Regions from separate parts of the Homo sapiens genome. Here region 1 is linked to region 2. A link is an interaction called in ENCODE POLR2A ChIA-PET data of the cell type or tissue named here. Cell type or tissue: CD4-positive, alpha-beta T cell. All regions are shown on one strand. Each heading gives the region's core, and the rest is flanking DNA. Links, peaks and the distances in the headings are about the cores only. Region 1 overlaps LOC105372317 (a long non-coding RNA gene). Region 2 has its middle 48 kb from the start of MIR1270.

Evidence for each region. ChIA-PET counts read pairs that join two places held together with the same protein. Peaks named below come from ENCODE experiments on the same cell type or tissue, not always from the same donor. Only the 100,000 strongest peaks of a DNase experiment are listed, where the experiment ranks them.
Region 1: POLR2A ChIA-PET joins it to region 2 with 6 read pairs; 3 of 35 experiments call an interaction of 5 or more read pairs at or near these places.

The regions. Positions count from the first base shown.
Region 1 is chr19:20,441,070-20,445,472 of GRCh38, forward strand. The region is part of intron 1 of LOC105372317 (a long non-coding RNA gene); the gene reads left to right. It also overlaps the pseudogene BNIP3P23. Among named protein-coding and RNA genes, the nearest start is that of MIR1270, 44 kb to the left of the region's middle. In CD4-positive, alpha-beta T cell, for the core only: no CTCF peak of the experiment used is centred there; no DNase peak of the experiment used is centred there; H3K27ac peaks cover 437 bases.
Region 2 is chr19:20,349,145-20,353,547 of GRCh38, forward strand. It overlaps the pseudogene BNIP3P20. Among named protein-coding and RNA genes, the nearest start is that of MIR1270, 48 kb to the right of the region's middle. In CD4-positive, alpha-beta T cell, for the core only: no CTCF peak of the experiment used is centred there; no DNase peak of the experiment used is centred there.

The sequences.
Region 1 (4,403 bases), core at 105-4,104, 92 kb after region 2:
CTATGGATCCAGGGCCAGTTGACTTGCTTGTTTAGCTTGTTCAGAAGCCATGCTCTCTTTCTCTCTCCAGTGAAAGTCATCGTGTTTTCTAGTGACTGCATGCAGAGGTTGTAAAATGTTACTCAAGTGGAGAATATCATGTCTCCAGAATCCAAACAAGCCAATACATTTCTGGGCCTCCTTTTCAGTGGTAGGGGTTGCAAATTCTAGTATTTCATCTTAGCCTTTGGTAAAATGGATGATTTCCCTGCATTCCATAGGATGTAAAGGAATTTTACACTAGATGCCTGTCCTTGAATTTTACTAAGGTTAATTTCCCATCCTTGAGATAGGAGCTGGGTTTTTACCCACTCTAAACCCCGGCTGCCTAGTTCTTCAATTTTATCCTGATGGGGCCACTGGGACAGCTGCTTTTTTCATCAATAGGCAGATATTTCTGAGCCTTATCAGTCAAGACACAGGCCTGACATGGGGCCAGGGCCAGTCTGGAAGTCAGATTAGAATTTTCCTTTTCCATCTTACGTTTCTCTTGTAGCAACCATCCCCTATCTTGATACATTAACTTATAAGCAGTAAGCAAACACCATCCACTCTGGGAGATCCCATCACCATCTCCTTTGCTGACTGGAATCCCCTGCAGCACTTCATGCACAGTCAAATTTTAAATTGCGCTAATTTAGATTCCCAATTCTCACAAAGGCCAGTTCCCCTGGACCATTCAATCGCCAAAGAGGAAAACTGGGGGAGTTCCCATCCCTGGATATGGGAATTCCTCGAGTTTCCATCCCTGTCCTTCTGGCCAAAAAGCGGCACAATTTTGTTTTCGAATTCTGTTTATGATGCCAAAAATGTTCTGTGTGGGAAACGTGAAAGGGGAGAAGAAAAGACACACACACAATACCGTTAAGGGTCAACAAGTTTTATCCCATGTAAATGGGAATGCAGATATAATAAGCAAATGATATAATAAGCAAATCAATGTAATAAGCAGATTTATATAATAAGCAAATTGCAATGGGAAGAGGAGAAGGGAAAAGATATATGTATGTGTGTGTATATATATATATATTGCCCACCAGACTATGGAGGATTCACCAGCAGACTGGGAAGCAACAGTCTGGGCTTCAGAGTAAGCCACTAGTCTGTGCACAGATGAGGACAGGTCTCATGAAGCTTCGGCACAGTCTGGGACCCTAGATCTTTTGTAACTAGTTGTTTGGCCTAAGGTTCAGTCATGAGGGCTGTTCGTGAATGGGCTCAAGTAACATAAAAAAGTCAACTTGTTTTTACAATTGTCTATTGTTTTTGAACAACTAATATATAGGAATAGATTTAAATAGAGATTTCTCCAAAAGAGCACTGGATTAAAGCCTCAAGGGGCTCACACAACCTGTTCTAGGACTTGTTGATCATTGATTGTGTCCACGTTCAAATGAGTTCAAATTTAATATTTAACTTTTCCTCCACAAATTCCTCTGTCTTGATAAATTGGCTGTGTCTAGGCCATGGGCAAGGTGAACCCCTTGGACAGTTACACAACTCTGCCCTCTGGGTTCAAGCGATTCTCCTGCCTCAGCCTTCTGAGTAGCTGGGACTACAGGTATGCACCACAACATCCAGCTAATTTTTTGTATTTTTAGTAGAAATGGGGTTTCACCATGTTGGCCAGGCTGGTCTTGAACTCCTGACCACAAGTGATCTGCCCACCTTGGCCTCCTAAAATGTTGTGATTACAGGTGTGCGCCAGTGTGCCCTAAATAATTTCTTTTTTTTTTTTTTTTTTTTGTATTTTTAGTAGAGACAGGGTTTCACCATGTTGGCCAGGCTGGTCTCAAGCTCCTGACGTCAGGTGACCCACCCACCTCAGACTCTCAAAAATGATTTCTTTCTATCTCCTATAACAGTTTGAAATTACTTAAAGTTTGTTTCAAGTAGAAAAAATAAAAAGAAAGTGAATAAAAATAAATTGTAGAGTTAAAAATATTAGAAGAAATTACAAAATATGTATGTAAACCTGGAGTGGCCAAAAATCATGAATTTGATTTATTTATAAGGTTTTATTAAAATTAGCTTTAGTGTTGACAATACACTATTACCGAAGTAAAAGTTGTTGAATACATTCAAAAAGAGAGAGAGTAAAAAAGAGATAGGACCCCCATTCAATCGCTAGGAGATGAGACAGCAGCAGAGATGGAAAAGAAACTTTATAAAATTCTTCTGAAATTCTGCCACCTTTCTTCATATTGCTCATGTTTCTCATGCTGAGAGTAGCTGTGCACTTTGGGTGTTTACAGAGAAATTTCTTTTAAGGGAATATATTCTGACTGACTTGATTAAACTTACATCTTGTCAGAGCTTTTTCTTAGGATCTTTTTAACTTTCGTCTCTCAAAATAATCTTGCTCAGATGGAGATCTGTTTTTCTCTCCAATGCTTTTTCTGTTTCAGAAGCCCTATTAGTATCCCATGGTGTCTGAATAAAGTGGGCTGTCACAGTGAGAACTTTTGGAGCTATCACTATCTAGAGACATGCTGGAAATTCAGCAGTATTTTTTCCGTGTCACAATTAAAAGTAGAAACTAAGCCTGAAACACTGCTCCCATTTCCATTATTGTGAAGGTTCAATTCTATCCAGGGGGCCTGCAGGCTCTCCTCCTGCAGCTTAGGCTTAGCTCTCTGATGTGACACTAGAGTGCTGCTGTGGCAAATGAGATTCACATAAAATGTCAGCTGTGCTCTGGGCTGTGCCTCAGTGGCAGATGATAGAGGTCCAGAGAGAACACTAGCAACCAGGAGAAAGCAAGCAGGAATTCTGTAGCCCAGTGCCAGGGAGTACAGAGCCACTGCTCTAAAATGTAAATAGCCAAAAAGATAGAACACTATTAAACCATTTTTGAGGCAGAGTGAAATCCTACCTTCAGCAGGCACCTGGCTTTAAGCTGCTAAACTACGTCCTGTTATGAAGATGTGAAAAGTTTATTTGTCGTTGAATATAAGTAATTAGCATACACAGATGGCCTCTTCAATCTCCAGGTGAATTTAGGATGAACTATGTATGACATGGTGCTGTAAATTCTTCTAATTGTGGACTAATTATGGTGACCATCTTTCTGTCTTTGTGATCTGTTAAACAGATTGACTATGATGCTTGTTACATTCAAGCTTAGTTGTGTAATAAAACCATTTTCTTTCTGTTCTATTACTGGGAAGTTTCTTTGGGGCTGGAGAACGTTTTTTTTCTGTTTCTTTTTTCTTTTTTTCTTTTTTTTTTTTTTTTGAGACAGAAGTCTCACTCTGTTGCCCAGGCTGGAGTGCAGTGGTACAGGTGTGAGCCACCACACCCAGCCCGATTTTTCTGTTAACTATTGTTTCCAAACACTGTCTAGAATTACCAGACATGATATAAACACATAAAATGCCGACCAGAATTTACTCTAGAGGGGATTTTCCTTCTCAGGCTTCCAGTCAACTTATACTTATGCAGCAAAGTGCATGCTGTCCCCTAAATACACAGGCAGAATTGTGTCTCTGCCTATTTGGTATCTATAGTCCTCTACAGTCACTTCTAGAGAGGCTAGACCACATTTCTACAAACTTCACAGGGCAGCAATCAGTCACTTTACCTCTTTCATGGACTCTTGTATGTTCAGACCTGAAACTGATTCAGATACTATGAAGCCCAGAAACTTATTCAGAGTAACATGTGTGCATTGAGTAGACATATACACACGAGAATCTCCACTTTCCCCTTCCTCCTCATGCTAAAATGCCCACAAATGTGCAGGTAAAACCTGCTGCGACTCCAGCAATTCAGACCTTAAATCTACAGCTCCAAATTTTTAATCAAGGTCTTGAGATTTTTATCTTAAGTTCCATTTTATCTGAAAAATGCAAGTCTTTTGGTTATCAAACTCAGAGAGACATTAAAATGAAAGTGCAGTTATGTATTTCTCCCCCCTTTGAACTATGCATTCATCTCTTGAAAGTGTTCACTATTGGCACAAGTAGCTATAAATTAAACAATAATCAATGTTATTTCTGTAAATAAAAATTTCTGAAAAACAACTTTGTATCATCCCAGTCCCTGTCTCTCTCTTGTCTGTAGAAATCCTCTTTTAACTGCTACTAATCAAAGTGTAGATTCCAGGCAACTTGAATCTTTGCTCCCAGATTACAATCCTTAAGTTGACCCAAATAAACTGTCTACTTATATTTATGTTGTGTCAGCTTTTTTTTCTTTTCTTTGAGGCAGAGTTTTGCTCTTGTTGCCTGGGCTAGATGGAGTGCCAAGGCCCTGTCTCGGCTCACTGCAACCTCTGCCTCCTGGGTTCAAGTGATTCTCCTGCCTCAGCCTCCCGAGTAGCTGGGATTACAGGGGCCTGCCACCACACCAGGCTAAATTTT
Region 2 (4,403 bases), core at 108-4,107:
GCTTCATGTATTTTTTTAATGGCCATATAAATTGGAAGCTACTAGTTTATCTGTTTGGGTCTCCAGATCTTCTCCTTGTTTATCATCCCAGTACCAGGAAACTAGAGAAACTCATCTGGGTACCAACCAAAGACATCTTTTATATGAGGGGATGAACAAACACAGGATGACTCATTTCTCTTACACTGAGACAGAAGCAGAAGTAATCACTCTTGTCTGCTCTGGACATCCTCAAATGCTTCAAAGACACCTAGGTGACTGAGAGAATTCCCATTGACCTGGGGCTGATGGCCCAGTGATAAGCCAGGTTGGAGAGACTCAGGCCGATTCTAAATAAAAAATGGAACTGCCTTGGTGGAGCTCAAAAACCTGGATCACCCGTCCTGATTTGCTAGCTCTTGGGTAAAAGAAAGAACAAAAATGCTCTACTCCAGTATCACATTTTACAGGTAAATTTAGTTGTGATCATGGTTCTGGATACTTTGTGGCCTCGATCTCTCATGCCTAAGATGCTTATTTACACTTACAGATTCTGCCATCACATTCTATTTCCTCCTGGATCCTCTCACATCACTGTAGCAGGGCAATGAACAAAATGTGAAAAATCTCAAAATGCCACACTCCCAAATGGGAGCTTAAGATGTCAAGACTGACATCTCACAGTGCAGAAAATGCCTTTTGTTAGTTTTCTGTACATCTCCGTCCAAAGTCCAGACCTTTTTTGTAAATTCCAGGCAGAGGGCAGACCTTATCTGCAGATTCTAGGTAGGATCAACCTGGCTCTGCATCCTATGGTGTTACAGTAAGTGGAGTACAAAGGAGGGATCCCCTCATAGAGGCTGCTCTAGCACATTCTAAATAAGTCTAAATGGAAAAAAAAAAAGCTGATGTAACATGAATGTAAGTAGACAGTTTATTTGGGTCAACTTTAGATTATAAACTGGGAGCAAATATTCAAGTTGCCTTAAATCTACACTTTGATTAGCAGCAGTTACAAGAAGATTTGTAAAGACAACAAGAGAAAGAGAGAGAGTGGGCTGACACAAAGTTGTTTTTCAGAAAATTTTATTTATTTACAGAAATGACTTTGATTATTGATTAGAAATATATGGTTATGGTTTAGGGTATGGGATATAGGGTCCAAGGCAGCATTATTAGTTTATTTTATGGCTACTTGTGGCAATAGTGAACAGTTTCAAGAGATAAATACATAGTTCAAAGGGGGGAGAAAGACATAACTGCACTTTCATTTTAATGTCTGAGTTTGATAACCAAAAGAACTTGCATTTTTCAGATAAACGTTTTTTATTTCCCAATCTCAAGACTGGGATTCAAAATTTGGAGCTGCAGATTTAGGGCCTGAATGTCTGAAGTAGCAGCACGTGTTACCTGCAAATTTGTGAGCATTTTAGCAAGAGGAGGAAGAAGAAAGTAGAGATCCTCTTGTCTACATGTCTACTCAATGCACACGTTACTTTAATTGGATTTGTGGGTCCCATGATCTCTGAATCAGTTTCAGATCTGAAGATACAAGAGTCAGTGAAAGAGGTAAAATGACTGATTACTGTATTGTGAAATTTATAGAAATCTGATCTAGCCTCTCTAGAAGTGACTGTAGAGGACTATAGATACCAAATAGGCAGAGACACAATTCTTCCTGCATATTTATGGGACAGCATGCACTGTGCTGCACAACTGTGAGTTCACTAGAAGCCTGAGAGGGAGTCTCCTCTGGAGTAAATTCTGGTTGGCACCTTATGTGTTTATATTATGTCTGGTAATTCTAGACAGTGTTTTGAAACAATAATTAAAAGAAAAGTTTTCTCCATCCCCAGAAGAATGCCACAATAGAACAGAAAGAAAATGGTTTTATTACACAATTAAACTTGAATGTGACATGCATCATAGTCAATCTGCTTAACAGACTGCAATAATAAAAAGACGGACATCATAATTAGTCCACAAGTAGAATTTACAGCACCATGTCATACATAGTTCATTCTAAATTCACCTGGAGATTGAAGAGGTCATCTGTGTATGCTAATTGCTTATATTCAATGATAAATAATCTTTTCACATCTTCATAACAGGAGGTAGTTTAGCACCTTGAAGCCAGGTACCTGATGAAGCTAGGCTTTCACTCTGCTACAAAAATGGTTGAATAGGGTTCTATGTTTTTGGCTATTTATATTTTAGAGCAGTGGTTCTGTACTCCCTGGCACTGGGCTACAGCACTCCTGCTTGATTTCACCTGGTTGCTAGTGTCCTCTTGACTTCTACCATCTGTCACTGAGGAACAGCCCAGAGCACAGCTCACATTTTATGTGAAGTCTATTTGCCACAGCAGCACTCTAGTGTCACATCAGAGAGGGAAGCCTGAGCTGCAGGAGGAGAGCCTGCAGGCCTCCTGGGTAGAATGACACATTCACAATAATGGAAATGAGAGCAGTGTTTCAGCCCATTTCTACTTATAATGGTGACCAGGGAAAAATACTGCTGATTTTCCAGCATGAATCCAGATAGAGATAGCTCCAGAAGTTCTCACTGTGACAGCCCAGCTTATTCCAAAATCAAGGGTTATGAATAAGGCTTCTGAAACAGAGACCCAAAGCACTGGAGAGAAAAACAGATCTCCGTCGGAGCAAGATGGTTCTGAGAGAAAAAAGTTAAAATGATCTTAAGAAAAATCTCAGACTACATATAACATTGATTATGTCAGATAGAAAATATTCCCCTAAAAGAAATTTCTCTCTAAACACCTAAAGTGTACAGCTACTCTCAACATGAGAAACATGAGCATTATGAAGAAAGGGGGCAGATTTTCAGAAGAATTTTATAAAGTTTCTTTTCTATCTCTGCTGTTCTCTCATCTCCTAGCCATTGAATGGGGGTTCTACGTTGAAATATATTTGACAACTTCCAACAACACTTTCTGATGAAGAAATAGAATCTGACTGTGTTCATATAGTGGAATATGTTAGAACTTGCAACACAGCTAACTGAAGAGCTATTATGGTTTTTGCATGGCCACATCACCTAACCTTATTTGTCCTGCAATAGCAGCATACCAATTTAGTGAAATAAAATATACTAAAATAGTGTTTACTCAAAATTATCTCTATTGAATAAAGTAACAAACATGTCACACTAATATCTACTTACTGTAACAATTTGGTAGTAAAGTTCCTTTGGATATTAAATATAAATATCAAAGTATAAATAATTTTAATGAACTAGTGTTAATGTAGATAGCATTTAAAAAATTAAAACTTCAGTTAAAACATTTTATATTTCAAAAGTATAAATAACAATATTAAAATAACCATTTAAGTGATTCATTCAAAGTAAGTAGTGCAGCTTTGTATTGGTACTATTGTAGAAAATACTGTTTCTGGCTTATGCCTGTAATCCCAGCACTTAAGAGGCTGAGGAGGGTGGATCACCTGAGGTCAAGAGTTCAAGATCAAGGTGGTGAACATGGTAACACCCCATTTCTACTATAAATACAAAAACTTAGTCATGCAGGGTGAGGCATGCGTATAATTCCAGCTACTTGGGAGGCTGAGGCAGGAGAATCACTTCAACCTGGGAGGCAGTGGTTGCAGTGAGCTGAGATCACACCACTGCACTCCAGCCTGGGCAACAGAGTGAGACTCTGTCTCAAAATAAAAGAGAAAATACAGTTTAATGTACATGAATGCAGATTGTCCACAAACATTACACATAATTATGCTAATTGTTATGAAGTAATAAATAGAAAGCAAGATACAACTACAGACTCCACTGTTTAGTTTATACCCTGAACTGTTTTTGCTTTTGCAGTATAAGCACTTCAGCCTGCAAATATTGGATAATTACCTTGGATTTTCAGGTTTCTGTCAAAGAAATATAGTATCTTTTAGTCTTTATCATTCTGTATTGCTAAATTTAATCTTATCTTTGTGCTAAGCTTCTGTGTGCTCTTTTTTTTAATTATTATTATACTTTAAGTTTTAGGATACATGTGCACAATGTGCAGGTTAGTTACATGTGTATACACGTGCCATGCTGGTGTGCTGCACCCATTAACTCGTCATTTAGCATTTGGTATATCTCCTAATGCTATCCCTCCCCCCTCCCCCCTCTGTGTGCTCTTAAAATGAGCTCTTATCTAAACAAATCTGTCTACTTTAAAGGACTAAAAATGAAAAAAATAAACTTTTCAGAACCGAAAACAAAGCAATAAATCTGAATTATCAGATAATCTGAAGACAGAAAAAATGACAAAAGTCTTATTTAGTTGTTAATATGATTTACATATATTTCCAAAAGCAGAGAAAAATATCTATATATAATCTAGATCCCTCAACAAAAGAGGGAATAGCAAAACTTTTTTTGGAACTTTTTTTTTTTTGTTTGTTTGT